Linked DNA regions of Homo sapiens: region 2 is linked to region 1. A link is an interaction called in ENCODE POLR2A ChIA-PET data of the cell type or tissue named here. Cell type or tissue: HepG2. All regions are shown on one strand.

The links. Peaks named below come from ENCODE experiments on the same cell type or tissue, not always from the same donor. Only the 100,000 strongest peaks of a DNase experiment are listed, where the experiment ranks them.
Region 2: POLR2A ChIA-PET joins it to region 1 with 10 read pairs; 6 of 35 experiments call an interaction of 5 or more read pairs at or near these places.

Annotation. Positions count from the first base shown.
Region 1 is chr3:49,663,017-49,671,016 of GRCh38, reverse strand. It overlaps BSN (bassoon presynaptic cytomatrix protein), which reads right to left. Exons shown (of 12, transcript NM_003458.4): 7 at 7,351-8,000; 8 at 7,131-7,230; 9 at 6,463-6,594; 10 at 6,164-6,218; 11 at 5,699-5,788; 12 at 1-3,427. The coding sequence ends at 6,178. Among named protein-coding and RNA genes, the nearest start is that of APEH, 7.3 kb to the left of the region's middle. RefSeq lists an enhancer at 4,127-4,421 and a silencer at 4,127-4,421. In HepG2, a CTCF peak has its summit at 2,461 (motif pointing left); DNase peaks (open chromatin) are centred at 2,416, 4,246 and 5,026.
Region 2 is chr3:49,583,231-49,591,230 of GRCh38, reverse strand. The region is part of intron 1 of BSN (bassoon presynaptic cytomatrix protein); the gene reads right to left. Among named protein-coding and RNA genes, the nearest start is that of BSN, 33 kb to the right of the region's middle. In HepG2, no CTCF peak of the experiment used is centred here; a DNase peak (open chromatin) is centred at 3,500; H3K4me3 peaks cover 1,567 bases.

The DNA of each region.
Region 1 (8,000 bases):
GAGTTTCAGTTGATTAGGCCTGTCCCTCTAACCCTGTTGGAGTCCATGATGACAAGTATTTACAGCATGGGGGTGGGTAAGAGGAGAGCAGACGGGACAACAGGGCAGGACCATGCTGTCCTGGCAAAGGACCTGCCTGGAAAACTCCCTACAGGCTCCAGAAGGCAAGGCATAGTTGCCACCACTGCTGTTCTTTCACTGTGGGCCCTCAGACCACATGCTCTGCCCAAGGATTGTAGGGGAGGGCTGTCACTGTGAAGTGAGTGCACTGGGCCCTGAAGTGAGCAGAGAGAGGAGGCAATGCCCTTGCTCATGATGCTGGGGAGAGGGGTATGGAGAAGGCCTGGGCTGCATGCTAGAGACTCCTTGCCCATTTGGAGATGTGTCTGTTGCTCTCTACTTTCCAAGGCACCAAGTGCTGGTCCCTCAGCTTCTGGCTGCATTGTCCCCAGAGTCACAACTGCATCCATGCAAGGGCCAGGAAGGACAGTCCATGGACCAGAGGCCTGCTCCAGCCACCTTCACAGAGGGGCGATGATGTATCCTGTGGGTACAGTGGGGGATGAGGAGTGGCAGATGTCAGAATTTCAAACTCAGAGGGCTTGGCCAGAAAGGAAATTTGCTGAAAAGTCAGTACTTTAGAGCCTGAGACTAGGCCTGCTGGAGGCTGACCTCCTAACATTTCCCTGCCTGTTCCCTACTTCTTGTCCCATCCCCTGGCCTGTAGTGGAAAGGACTATTGCCTTGGTCTCCAAGGCACATCCCCACACAGACCTGGTCCTGGGTGGCCAGAGGTGTTAGGTGATGGCTTCCCTCAGCCCTTGCTCAGATGGCTGCATTCAGCCCATACCTGATCTTTGGGATGAGGCAGGTATTCCATGGGTGGGGTGAGGCCAAGTCCCAGAAAGGCAAGGGTGTTAAGTCCAACACAAAGGTTGGCAGCTTCCTGTCCCATCCATAGCTACCAGAGGTGAGCGAGGAGCCCTCTCTGAAGGGGTGTGTAGATCTTATAGAAAAGCATGAGAAATGCGGACCCCTGAGAAATGCATGGTGCAAACCAGAGCACTCTGGACGAAGGTCAGGCCTTGAAGGGTCAGGCAGGTACTGCCTGCCGCACTCCTGGCTCAATGGTAAAAAAGCTGATGAGCAGCGGGACGCTTGGGCTTTGGAGAAGGGGGTGAGCAGGGAGCATAGGTCCTGGGGACAGATGCAGAGAGGGTCACACAGGACCTTCTGTAAGATTTGCTATTGAGAAACTTCACAAGAAACTTAGCTTGAAGCCACTGTTTATATGAACAGTTCCAGATGACCACTGTCAACTGTTCTCACCACAAGTGCCAAAGGCCCAGCTCTTCCTGAGCATCCATTGACCCCCTAGCTCCAGCCCAGATCTCCTGGCTCACAGTCCTTTGAGCCTCCTAGCCACAGAGGAGAGGCATGAAACAGGTGCAGTCAAGAGCTGGGGTCCCTCGGGCACAGCCTGGCTCTGCTCTTGCCTCTGCCTCTCTGGCTGTGGATGCCGCCCAGCTCTGCCCTTGCGTGGTGCCCTCTGGGAAAGGGCTGTCAGATGCCTCTGGCTCAGGGTTGGGGTAGGAAGGGAAAATGACAGACAGACAGATATCCTACAGCAAACCTTCAGAATGTCCATACACACACATCCTGTGCAGGCTCCTACCATTGCGTCTGCTCTGGGGATTCCTTTTTACCTGCTGTCCTGGACAGAGAAAACTGCAGGGTATGTGGGGGCCTTTTACTGCCTGCCCTGCAGCCTGGCACGCTCAGGCAACAATTCTGGCAGGTCCTCACTAGCTTGTGCAGAAGTCAGCTAGAAGTGCTCCTGAAGGAGAGGTTCTGAGGCAAAAAGAACTCCAAGCAAGAGGGTCAAGCATTTAAAATGGATGAAATCGTGCAAAGAGGCTGCGAGCTGTGCATGCTCCACTGCAGGACAGGCGGTGACTCACCTGGCAGCAGCGAGTCCTGCCACAGGTCAAACATGCCACAGACTGAGAATTTCACACACACAATGGGAGCAGGGGTGGGGTGGGGAGGGGTGGGGGTTTTATGAGTGTATCTATCCAGTTTCTCAATTGCATGTTTGCAATTAACTCCTTATACATAACATGGAATTTATTAAATATTAACAGTTGTCATTGAGGGTTTATATTTCATTGCATAGAACGTTAGAGATGAGACTTGTGGCTGTGCCCCAGATGAAAGGAGGCCCCCAAGGGAAGAGCCCTGGGGAGGAATGCTGCCCAGTCCACCGGATGGATAGACAGTGCCACATTCCCCCGCACAGGGCTCTGGGCCTTTCCCTTGGCTGGCAGAAGTCCTGGCCCCTCTGCTCTGAGTACACCCACTGGTGATGGCTTAAGAACGACTGGAATTGCACAGTAAACAGAGGCGGGCTGGGAGGCCTCCCCAGACCTCGCCCTGGGGTTGTGCTCTTGGTGGCCTGCTGCCCCCTATTGCTTCTAAGTCAACATTCTCCCTGTGCTGAGCAGGGGCAGAGCAGAGAGGAAACCAAACCATCAGTCACAAGGTGGTGGTGGAGGGGGAGAGGCAAGGGAGTGAGCCAAGAGAAGAGAGAAAGGGGGAGAGAGAAACAAAAGAAAAATGTTTATGAGGTATACACGTAAATCAAACTGGAATGATTAAGGCTGTTCTTGAAATCAAAAGAAATCCCCAGGTGTACAGACGAGGAGCCGGCTGGTTGAGACAATGGCGGTGCCGCTGGGATGCTCACGATGGCTAGGGGGATGGCTTTGAGATGGTGGCAGTGTGCTAGCACGCTGCCACCCACGGGCTGGGAGAAGCCTCAGCCGGCGCCCACGCTGCTTTTCGGTGCTATGGCCTCTTATTTCAGCGATGAGACAGTGTTAGGTCCTAATGTTTGTAAAGTTCTCCCAACCCCTGGCCACATGGAGGTCTGCTCCGATGTCACCCAGAGGGCATGTGACGGGCAGGGCCCTGTGCCACAGAGGGATCCGGGCCAGCTGGAATGTGAAGGAAACGGAGCCCAGGGCCCCCAGCCCTCAGTCAAAGCCCCTCTCCAAGGCTGTGGAAAAACTTCTGGCATCTCGGAGGGAGGGCAGTGTGTGCCCAAACTCTGTGTATAACGCACGGGAAGCCTGGCCGGCCAGGCCGCAAAAAGGCGGCTGTGGGAAGTACGGCAAGACACCATGGTGGCAGGGTTTCTGGAGAGGGTTCTCCCTCCCAACAAGGGCTGTGCCTTGAAGGTGGTGCCCTGCAGAGAGCAGCATCTCTGGAAAGACAATCAAAGGTCCCCTGGCCAGTGGTCCGACTTGTCCAGCAGATGCTTCACCCAGGCAGCTGCTGTGAGAAAACATCACGTCCTCAACTGAGGCCTGCCTGCCACGTCCCACCTGGTGAGTCTTTGGGCCAAGGGTTTGCCAGATTGTAGATGCTTGAAAGAGAAAAGGAGGGAGGGAGGAAGGAAAGAAGAAAAGAAAGGATTCTGTCAAGAATTGTAGATAGCTGCTTCTCACCCTCACATTCCTCTCAGCCATCTGCCTGTGCTAGCGGCCACCTCCTCACCCACGGGGTGCCATGCCACTCAGGCTTGGGGAGATGGGTGCTTGGGCAGGTTGGAGGTCACAGAGAGGACAGCAAGAAAGAAGAATCAGGTCAGCCAGGAAGGGACACTTCTTTTAATGTAACAAAAGTTCCTTTTTTTTTTTTTTTTTTGGCTTAAGAGTGATGGAGAAGGGATTTGGTTTGAAATGGCAAACCTCTCCAAGCCCATCTCTGAAATTGCCGTAAAGAATTTCAGGAGAGGGATACTCACGGCAGCACTGTCCACTTGACCCAATCATTAGCCGAATGCTAGAACTCAAGGGAGATTTCTTTAACTATAAAGTCAGTGGTCTCAGTGGCCCAACCACACCATGTGGCAGGACGCAGAACAAAGCTGTGTCTGTGCTTCCTTTCCCTGCTCAGGAGCCATACCCTGGCCCCAAACCCAAGGTAGGTACTGTCATGAATCCAGGCCATGGGCTGTCCCTCCTTCCCCCACTTTCAGCACCACTTGTGATTTCACATCTGTTCCAGGGCAACTCCAAGGAAACATCAGCTGAGCGGGAAGCCGCAGGAAGCCCGCTGTGGGAGGGTGAAGGCAGGAAGAACGCTAAGGGCTGCACTATGGCTACTGTAATTAGAATAAATTCCAGGCTCCTTACTTGGCCTGCACAACCCACCCCAGCTGGCTCCCACCCCCTTGGACTTTACCCCTGACCACCTCTCCCCTCCACTGTGGCCCTGGCTATACTGGCCTTTGCCCTGTCCCTGGTCCCATCCCAGCATCCGATCATCCGTCAGTGCTGTTCCCTCCCCTTTTTTCATCCCACCGCAGTCGTCCTCCTCCCTCAAGCTTCCCTCACATATCTTCTGCTCTGAGCACTTTGTCTAGAGCAGACCCCACTGCTTCCATAGCTCTGCTTCTCTGGCTTTATAACACTCATCACTTTCAGAAAGTACCTTTTTAATTGAATTTTATTTTTAAACTTATTTATTCTCTATCTCCTTTAATGGATTGTCAGCTTCAGAGGGCAGGGACTTGGTTTTGTTCTCTGCCATATCCCCAGATCCTGGAAGAGTGCCTGGCACATACCTGGGGCTTGACAAACATTTGTTGAATAAATGGACGGAAGCCTGGGCCTTTCCAGGGCCCCACTGCTTTTCCAGAGAAAGGTAGCCTGTGAGGTATCACACCTAGCTCCTTCCCTCCCACAACCAGTGCTGGCCCGGGCCCAGCATCTGCCAGCCCCAGGGCTCCCTTGAAGTGACCTGCTCACTGACCGCCAGGCCCCGCCATGGATAACACATACATGCTTGTGCACCGTGAGAAGCACCCTGAAGGGGCAAGGAGGGAGAAGAGGAGGGTCCGAGGGCTATGGGATGATGGTCAGTGGTCCTGGCTGTGCACAGAGCTGTACCAACAGCCAGGTGATTCTCCTCCCACCCAGGATGATGCACTTCCTCCTCCTCCCACAGAGGCAGGGCCAAGGCCAGGGCCAGGGCCAGGGCCAGGACAGGCTCCAGGAAGTGGTGTCCCAACCTGCCTTGGCCACTGCAGCCCAGACAGGGTGAGGGCTCCCATCCTGAGGCCCTTCTGCCCTCTCCCTGAGCTGACTTAGTCTGGGGCTGAGACTCCCTTTCCTCTATGTCCCTTCCTGTCTGCCTCTCTACTCCTTCCACTCTTCTATCCTGTGGGCCACAAGCTCAGCCTGTGAAGCCAGGAGTGTTTTGACTTCATTCCCAGAGCTGCAGATGTGACTCTGTGGGGTTTGGGGACTCTAATCTCTTCCAAGTGGCTGGAGCAAAGGCACCAGCAGCAGACATCAGGGAAGAAGCATGTTCCCCTACAGGTGCCACAGACTACCAGGTCCTTCAGGATGACTTTGAACTCAGTGCCCAGCACATAGACTTCAAGTTGTGAGGTGCAGTTAGCCGTGCTGGGCTCTTCTCCAAGGGTGCCACCTGACTTGTCTGGCACCATCTCAGGCAGCTCTGTGGCCCCTGCCTCTGCGGGGTAGAGGGCTGCTGGGCCCATCGCAGCTGAAGGAAACCCAACAGGCCCTTCCCAGTTCACACTTGTCAGAACTGGCTAGCTGTCATCAGCCAGGCCTTGGCCCTTCACCCCTCCTCCGGCCCATCTCACCCTGATCCTGACACTCACTGTTATACGCAGAGTCCAGAGCTGCGCCCAGGCCTCTGACTCCAGAGATTTTTCCACAGCAATGATACCTCTCTTCATTTCTTCAAGAGCCTGTGGAGCATTTAGAGGAGGGCTGGAGAGGAGTTGCATCCCTGGAGGCCTACCTACAACCCAGTGCCAGCCCAGTGCTGTGAGAGCCCTGCAGGGGATGGCAGATGGTTTGAAAGCCAGGGCACTGGCCCTGGCTTTGGCCCCTCCTTTGCTGGGGACCCCTACTGTGTTGGCCCCATGGTAGGGGCTCTGTGCACAGTGTCCCTCCTTTTTCTCCTCCCACATTCAGAGAAGGGAACATTGCAGCTCTGGGTACTGAACCAGCCGAAGACTGGACTCCTCCCAGAGGACCCCTTCGGACTTAGAGCCCCACCCCCACCCCCAGTGCCTCGGGCCTTTCCCAGAAGAGGCAAGGTACAGGCTGCTTGTACTCACCATGCTGGGCATGGTCACCAGAATGAGGAAAATTTTTTGCCAAAAGCAGAGACAGCTGTGACAAAGAAAGAGGAGAGAGCCATCAGGAAATTGGGCCAGACCCCTCCCAGTCAGGGCCACTTGGCATAGTGAAGGCAAGCTCAGCCCAAGGGGCAGAGATTGCCCGGAGAACAACTGGGCATCAGCAGGTGGGCTCTCTGGCTGGCCTCTGCCTGGGTGACTGAGTCTGGAATCATCTCACAGACCCAGCCTGTACCAGAGTAGCCACCCACCACAGACCAGTTGCAGGCAGTGCATACCTTCCGTCAGTTTGCCAGCTTGCTCGGCTGCCCCGCCAGGGAGGATCTTGGAGAACACGCTCTCCCCATCGGCACCTGGCTGGCCGGCGGGAGCCCCTGGGGTTCCTCCAGGCCTGGCTCCAGCCTTCACACCTAGGAGGAAAGAAATCGCCATAATGAGCTATGCACGGCCTGGCTCTTTAGGGTCTAAGAGGGCAAGTACCCACGAGAGAATCTGAACACAGGTACCCTATAAGGTGGGAAGGTGAGAAGGAGGCTAGGGAAATAAAGAGAAGAAGGTAAGAACAGGAAGACAAGGGGTGGGAGAAGGCAGAAAAAAGGAGGTTGAGGAAGGGAAAGAAGAAGAAAGGGAAAAAAAGGCAGAGAAGAGCAGGAAAGGGGAAGGAAGGAGGGAGCAAGAAGCCATGGTCCCCACCCTGTGCTCACCAGTGCCTTCCTGCTTCTCTGCCCAAAGCTGCTTGGGCCCTAAAGCCCCTGTGCTGGTGACCTCATTGGCTTATTCTAACCCCAGGCTTGTTTTCTGCTGGGGAGGTCTACAGCCCCTGGGGCACCTTCTCAGGGATTAGTGAGGGCATGCAGTGTGGGGGAGCTCAGGGCACAGGTGGTATAGAGAGAGAACAGCCTGGGTGCTCTGGGCCACAGCCAAGGGTGTCAAAGGATAGGCTCACCTGCAGGTCCAGGTCCTGGTGCTGGCTGGGCCTGAGGAGCCCTCCCCTGTTGCGGTGCTTTGGCTGTCCCTTTAGAGCCATTTGTCTGTTCTGCCCGTGGCTGCAACACAGAACCTATAGCTAAGATTCTGCCCATGCCCAGCCTGGAACCAAGGGGATGTCCAAGCTTCATTCATAGCATCTTCCCTGGTTACAACCCATGCATGGGAGCTCTGCTTACCGGTCCTGCTGGTTGAGGACCTGTGGCTGTGCTGGGGCCTGGCTGAGGCTTCCCTGCAGGCTGGCTGGCAGCAGGGGCTGAGCCCCGGGTGGTTGGCTGGCTCTGTTGCTGCAGCCGAGCCTGTGTCAGAGCCTGCTGTGGGGGCTGCAGCCCAAGACCTTGCTGCTGCTGCTGTGTCTGTGGCTGGCGTGATGCTGCCCCAGAGGGTATTTGCCTGGATGATGGTGACTGTGACTGCTGTGGTCCTGGAGCTGCCTGCCGACCTTGCAGCTGCGGCTGCGCCTGGGGTTCTGCCTTTGACTGCAGTGCAGCGGGCCCGGAGTGGGCTTGCCGGGAGCCCTTCTTGCTGTCAGAGGCATGATGGTATGCGGATGAAGCACGGGATGGCTGTGAGTACTCAGCAGAGCTGGGATACCCAGGCTGACCCTTCTTCGGCATAGCTGGAGCAGAGCTGGGCTGAGAGTGGGGCCGGGCCTCATGGCGACCCAGGTCCCGAGCGTGTGGTTTGGCAGCACGCCGTCCCGGCTCCTCACCAGTGTGGCGGCCTGAGTGCCGCCCGTGGTCACCGTGCCGGTGTTCCTTGGCTGAGGCATGGCGGCCTGGGCCACCCTCATCATGAGGCCACAGGCCCTCCTCAGGGGGTTCATCGT
Region 2 (8,000 bases), 80 kb after region 1:
GGTAAGTGGGAACAAAGCTGTATTGAAGTAAGGAAATGATCAGATAGTAACTTGAACCCACAGGAATGGTAAATAAGAGGGCCGATATACAACAAACTCTACAAATATACACTTGCTCTCCTTTTATTCCTCTCAGCTTCTTTTTTTCTTTTTTTTTTTTGAGATGGAGTCTCACTCTGCTGCCCAGACTGGAGTACAATGGTGTGATCTCAGCTCACTGCAACCTCTGCCTCCGGGGTTCAAGGGATTCTCCTGCCTCCCAGGGCTAATTTTTACTATTTTTGGTAGAGACGGGGTTTCACCATGTTAGTTAGCCAGGCTGGTCTCAAACTCCTGGTCTCAAGTGACCCACCCACCTCGGCCTCCCAAAGTGTTGGGATTACAGGCATGAGCCACTGAACCTGGCCTCTCTCACCCTCTTAAAAAGATCATATAAGGTTATATAACATTATATAATATTACATAAAGTCACAATTATAACTATATAATTATGTGTAATAATTATTATGCTTTATTGGGTTTATAACATATGTAGATATAATATATATAACAATAGCACAAAAATGGGGGAAGTAACGTAGCTGTATAGGAGTAAAGTTTCTATATTTCACTGGAATTAAGTTAGCATTAATTTGAAGTAGATTGTGATAAATTAAGATGTGTATTGTAAGCCCTAAAGCAACCACTAGGCACATAATTTTAAAATATATAATTAAAATGTTACACTAGAAAATGCCCACTTAATAAAAAAAAGTAGTAAATTACAGTGGAAGAGATAAATAAAAAAGCATGAGACAAATAGTAAAAAACCAAAATGCCAGATATAAATCCAACCATATTAATAATGTTAATTAAATGAAAATGGATTAAATAATCTAAAGGCAGAGATTATCAGATTTGTTTTTTTTAAAGAATCCAACAAAAGGCTATCTAAAGGACATATTTTAGATTCAAAGAAACAAATAGGTTGAAATTTTTTTTAATGGGCAAAGATTATCATGCAAACAGCAACCACAGACAGCTGTAATGGCTATACTAATACCAGACCAAACAGACTTTACAACACAAAACAAATGTTATTGAAAATGAAGATTTGGCGGGGCGTGGTGGTTCACACCTGTAATCCCAGCACTTTAGGAGGCCGAGGCGGGCAGATCACGAGGTTAAGAGATCAAGACCATCCTGGCCAACATGGTGAAACCCCGTCTCTACTAAAAATACAAAAATTAGCTGGGCGTGGTGGCACACGACTGTAGTCCCATCTCCTCAGGAGGCTGAGGCAGGAGAATCACTTGAACCTGGGAGGCGGAGGTTGCAGTGAGCTGAGATTGCGCCACTGCACTCCAGCCTGGCGACAGAGTGAGACTCCATCTCAAAAAAAAAAAACAAAGAAAAAGAAAGAAGGAAAAATAAAATGAAGATTGGCCAGGCATGGTGGCTCATGCCTGTAATCCCAGCACTTCAGGAGGCCAAAGGCTGTTGGATCGCCTGAGCTCAGGAGATTGAGACCACCCTGGGTAACATGGTGAAACACCGTCTCTACTAAAATACAAAAAATGAGCCGGGCGTGGTGGCATGCGCCTGTAGTCACAGCTACTTGGGAGGCTGAGGCAGGAGAATCGCTTGAACCTGGAAGGCGGAGGTTGCTGTGAGCTGAGATTGCGCAACTGCACTCCAGCCTGGGCGACAGAGTGAGACTCCATCTCAAAAAAAAAAAGAAAGAAAGAAAGAAAAAGAAAATGAAGATTGAAGATTGATAAAGAGGTCAATCCATTAGAAAGATATAACATTTGTAAACATATACACATACATAGACCTAAGAACAGAGCCCCAAAATTCATGATGCAAAACTGACGGAATTGAAGGGAGAAATAGACAATTCAACAACAGTAATTGGATACTTCAATACTTTATAATAATGGATAGAACAACTAGGCAGAAGATCAACAAGAAAATAAAAAACTTGAGCAACACTATAAACTAATTAGAACTAACGGGTATTTAAAAAACACTCCACCCGGCCGGGCGCGGTGGCTCACGCCTGTAATCCCAGCACTTTGGGAGGCCGAGGCGGGCGGATCACAAGGTCAGGAGATCGAGACCATCCTGAAACCCCGTCTCTACTAAAAAATACAAAAAAAAAAAAAATTTAGCCAGGCGTGGTGGCAGGCGCCTGTAGTCCCAGCTACTCGGGAGGCTGAGGCAGGAGAATGGCGTAAACGCGGGAGGCGGAGCTTGCAGTGCGTGGAGATCGCGCCACTGCACTCCAGCCTGGGCGACAGAGCGAGACTCTGTCTCAAAAAAAAAAAAACACTCCACCCAACAACAGCAGAATGCGCACTCTTCTCAAATGTACACGGAACACCCTCCAGATTAGGCCATAAACTAGGCCACAAAACAAACCTCAAAAAATTGAAAAGACTTGAAATCATACAATGAATGTTTTCTGAACACAATATAATTAAATTAGAAATCAATAACAGAAATAAATTTGCAGAATTCACAAATAAGTGTAAATTGAACAACACATTCCTAAATAACTCATGGGTCAGAGAAGAAATCACAAAAGAAATTTTAAAGTACTTTGAGAGGAATTAAAATGAAAACACTGCATATCAAAACATTGGATGTAGTGATAGCAGTACTCAGAGAAATTTCTAGCTGCAAATACCTATATTCAAGAAAAGAAAGATTCATTTCAATTGATGCTGAAAAAGCATTTGAAAAAATTCAACATCCCTTCATGATTTTAAAAAAAACCCTCAAAAAACTGGGGATAGAAGGAACATACCTCAAAATAATGAAAGCCATATACGACAGACCTACAGCTAGTGTCATACTGAACGGGGAAAAATCGAAAGCCTTTCCTCTAAGATCTGGAACATGACAAGGATGCCCACTGTCATCACTGCTATTCAACATAGTGAGGCAGGAGAATAGGGTCTGGAGGAAGGGAACCTAAGGTCAATTTGCACTGACTTCCTAGAACTGAATCAAAAGGAAAATCCCGGCCGGGTGCAGTGGCTCACACCTGTAATTCCAGCACTTTGGGAAGCTGAGGCAGGCAGATTACCTAAGGTCAGGAGTTTGAGACCAGCCTGGCCAACATGGTGAAACCCCATCTCTACTAAAAATACAAAAATTAGCCGGGCGTGGTAGCAGGCGCCTATAATCCCAGCTACTTGGGAGGCTGAGGCAGAAGAATCGCTTGAGCCCAGGAGGCGAAGGTTGCAGTTAGCCGAGATTGCGCCACTGCACTCCAGCCCAGGCGACAGAGCGAGACTCTTGTCTCAAAAAAAAAAAGAAAAGAAAAGAAAAGAAAAGAAAAGAAAAGAAAAGAAAAACCCCAACTTTCCCTGCCCAAGTAACAAAATGACAGAAGTTACTCCTTTTGCATGGCAGATGAGAAACAGAAAGTACCCCTGATTGGTCCTCTCCCGCAACCAATCAGACATTTGCATAGGGTGTAACTTTGTAACTTCACTTCAGCCTCTGACTGATCGCCTTCCACAACCAATCATACTGGTCACAGGCTACCACTTCATCTACACAGGGAGCAAATCAAGCAACCAATAGGAAACATCTAAAGACTATTTAAACCCCAGAAAATTGTGTAAGCAGCACTCTTGAGCTGCTTGCTCTAGCCTGCTCGCAGTCTGTGGAGTGCACTTTCATTTCAATAAATCTATGCTTTCATTGCTTCATTCTTTCGTTTGTTTTGTGCGTTTTCTCCAATTCTTTGTTCAAAATGCCAAGAACCTGGACCACTTGTAGTCAAGACCCTCCACCAGTAACAACAGTACTTAAGTCCAATCAGACAAGAGAAAGATATAAAGGGGATCCAAAGGGGAAAGGAAGAAGTCAAATTATCCCTGTTTACTGATGATATGGTCTTATATTTGTAAAAACTGGAAGATGCCACAAGAAAACTATTAGAATTGATAAATTCAGTAAAGTTGCAAGATACAAAATCAACATACAAAAATCAGTAGTATTTCTATTACTATATGCCAACAGTGAACAATGTGCAAAAGAAATATAAAAAGTAATCACATTTACAATAACCACACATAAAATTAAATACCTAGGAATTAACTTAACCAAAGAAGTAAAAGATCTCTATAAGGAAAACTATGAAACACTGAAGAATTAAATTGAAGAGGACACCAAAAAATGGAAAAATATTCCATATTCATGGATTGGAAGAATCAATATTGTTTAAATGTCCATACTACCCAAAGCAATCTACAAATTAAAAGCAATCCCTATCAAACTATCAATGACATTCTTCACAGAATAAAAAAAAATCCTAAAATTTATATGAAACCACAAAAGACCCAGAACAGCCAAAGCTATCCTAAGCAAAAAGAACAAAGCTGGAAGAATCATATTACCTGGCTTCAAATTAGACTACAGAGCTATAGTAACCAAAACAACATTGTACTGGCATTTTAAAAAGGCACATACACCAATGGAACAGAATAGAAAACCCAGAAACAAGTCCACACACCTACAGTGAACTCATTTTTGACAAAGGTGCCAAGAACACACACTGGAGAAAAGACAGTATCTTCAATAAATGGTGCTGGGGGTAGGGTATGGTGTCTCACACCAGTAATCCCAGCACTCTGGGAAGCTGAGATGGACGGATTGCTTGAGTCCAGGAGTTCAAGACCAGCCTGGGCAACATGGTGAAACCCTGTCTCTACTGAAAATACACAAAATTGGCTGGTGTGTGCCTGTAGTCCCAGCTACCCAGGAGGCTGAGGTTGAGGCTGCAGTGAGCCATGATTGTGCCATTGCACTCCAGCCTGGGCAACAGAGTGAGACCCTGTCTCAGAATAAATAAATAAGTAAATAGATAATGATAGATAGATAGATAGATAGATAGATAGATAGATAGAGCTGGGAAAACTGGATATCCATATGCTGAAGAATGAAACTAGACCCCTATCTCTCATCATATACAAAAATAAAATCAAAATGGATTAAGGACTTAAATATAAGTCCTCAAACTGTGAAACTACTATAGGAAACCATAGGGGAAAATCTCCAGGCAAAACTTTCTTGACCAATACCCAACAAGCACAGGCAACTAAAACAAAAATGGACAAATGGAATCACATCAAGTTAAAAAGCTTCTGCACAGCAAAGGATACAATCAAAAAAGTGAAGGAACAACCTACAGAATGGAATAAAATATGTACAAACTAACCATCTGACAAGTGATTAATAACCAAAATATATAAGGAGCTCAAACAACTATATAGAAAAAAATCTAATAATCCGATCAAAAATGAACAAAAGATCTGAATAGACATTTCTCAAAAGAAGACACACGAATGGCAAACAGGCATATAAAAAGGTATTCAACATCATTGATCATCAGAGAAATGCAAATCAAAACTAAATGAGGTATCATCTCACCCCAGTTAAAATGGCTTTTATCCAAAAGACAGGCAATAACAAATGCTGGCAAGGATGTAGAGAAAAGGGAACCCTTGTACACTGTTAGTGGGAATGTAAATTAGTACAACCACTATGAAGAACAGTTTGGAGGTTTCTCAAAAAACTAAAAATTGGGGTTAGACGCAGCGCCCAGGGGCGGCTGAAGAAACGTGAGGGGTGTGGACAAATCCTCCAAGATTTAACTTCCAAGGAAACCGGCGGCGGACCGGGTGGAGGAGGCAAGGATGTGTGGCCAGTGCACACGGAGTGCAAGGCCGCCTAGTTGGGAGCCGCAAGAGCCTGCCTGGTGTGGCAGGCACACGAAACCCAATCCCTGTCTGTCCGCTGCGGCCTGGGAAGGGAGCGCCGGCCTCACCAGAGGAAGAAGCACGAGGGGAGGAGTTCCGAGAGGAAATAATTAGTGAAATATGTGCAGAAGATACTGGGATGTGGATTTAATTCCGGATGGACAGTGGTGCTTCTGATTCCCTCAGTCTGTTTCCCCACCCACGATCTCCTCTTTCCTTGACCTAGACACACCAAAAATAATTCAATAAAATAAAAATTAAAATTAAAAAAAAAACAACTAAAAATTGGGCTACCATATGATCCATCAATCCCACCACTGGGTATCCACCCAAAAGAAAGGAAATCAATATATTGAAGAGATATCTGCACTCCTGAGTTTGTCGCAGCACTGTTTATAATAGCTAAGATTTCGAAGCAACCTAGGTGTCTAACAACAGCTGAATGGATAAAGAAAATGTGGCACGTATATACAGTGGAGTACTACTCAGCCATAAAAAAAGAATGAGATACAGTCATTTGCAACAATACGGCCAGAACTAGAGATCATTATGTTAAATGAAATAAGCCAGGCACAGAAAGACAAACATCGCATGTTCTCACTTATTCGTGGGATCTGAAAATCAAAACAATTGAACCCATGAACATGGAGAAGAGAAGGATAGTTACCAGAGGCTGGGAAGGGTAGTGGGAGGGTGGTGGAAGAGGTGAGGATGGTTAATGGGTACACAAAAAAATAGTTAGAAAGAATGAATAAGACCTACTATTTGATAGCACAACAAGGTGACTATAGTCAATAATAACTTAATTGTATATTTTTAAATAACTTAAAGAATGTGATTGGATTGTTTGTAACTCAAAGGATAAATGCTTGAGGGGATGGATACCCCATTCTCCATGGTGTGCTTATTTCACGATGCATGCCTGTATCAAAACATCTCAGGTACCTTATAAATATATACACCTACTAAGTGCCCAAAAAAATGAAAAATAGAAAATAAAACAAAAAAGAGAAAAGACCTCAAACCAATAACCTAAACTTCCGACTTAATACTTAGAAAAAGAAGAGCAAACTAAACACAATGTAAATATAATGAAGAAAATAATAAAGATTAGAGGTGAAATACAGAATAGAAAATAGAGAAAGACAATAAAACCAAAAGATGGTTCTTTCAAAAGATAAAAAAAAAATCAATAAGCCTTCTTTTAACAAAGAAAAAAAGATTCAAATGACTAAAATCAGAAATAAAAGAAAGGATGTTACTACCAATCTTAAATAAATTAAAAGGATTGGCCGGGCGTGGTGGCTCACGTCTGTAATCCCAGCACTTTGGGAAGCCGAGGTGGGTGGATCACGAGGTCAGGAGATCGAGACCCTCCTGGCTAACACGGTGAAACCCCGTCTCTACTAAAAATAAAAAAAATAAAAATAAAAATTAGCTGGGCATGGTGGTGGGCACCTGTAGTCCCAGCTACTCAGAAGGCTGAGGCAGGAGAATGGAGTGAACTCGGGAGGCAGAGCTTGCAGTGAGCCGAGATCGCGCCACTGCACTCCAGCCTGGGCGACAGTGCGAGACTCCATCTTGATAAATAAATAAATAAATAAATAAATCGGATTGCAAGAGAATACTATGAACAACCACACATCCTTAGGTAATTTAGATGAAATTGACAAATTCCAAGATGCAAACTATCAAAACTGACTCAGGAAGAAATGAAAAATCGGAATAGACCTATAACACATAAATAAACTGAATAAGTAATTTTAAAACTTCCCACAAAGAAAAGCTTATGCTCAGTTGTCTTCACTGGTGAATCCTACTAACCATTGAAAAAGAATTTATTTTTTAAAAATTTTATTTTATAACAGACAGGGTCTTGCTCTGTCATCCAGGCTGGAATGCAGTGACACAATCATAGCTCACTGCAGCCTCGAACTCCTGAGTTCAAGTGATCCTCCCACCTCAGCCTCCCACAGTGCTGGGATTAGAGGCATGAGCCACTGTGCCCAGCCAAAAATAAATTAATATCAACAAAGATACTACAAGAAAACTACAGATCAATTTTCCTTATGAAAAGAGATGCAAACATCCTTAAGAAAATACTAGCACACTGAATTCAGCAGCATATTAGAAGTATTGTACATCCTTCTATTGGGCTTTATTTCTGGAATGCAAGGTTGACTGAACATCCAAAAATCAATCAATGTTCCAGACACAGTGGCTCACACCTGTAATCCCAGCACT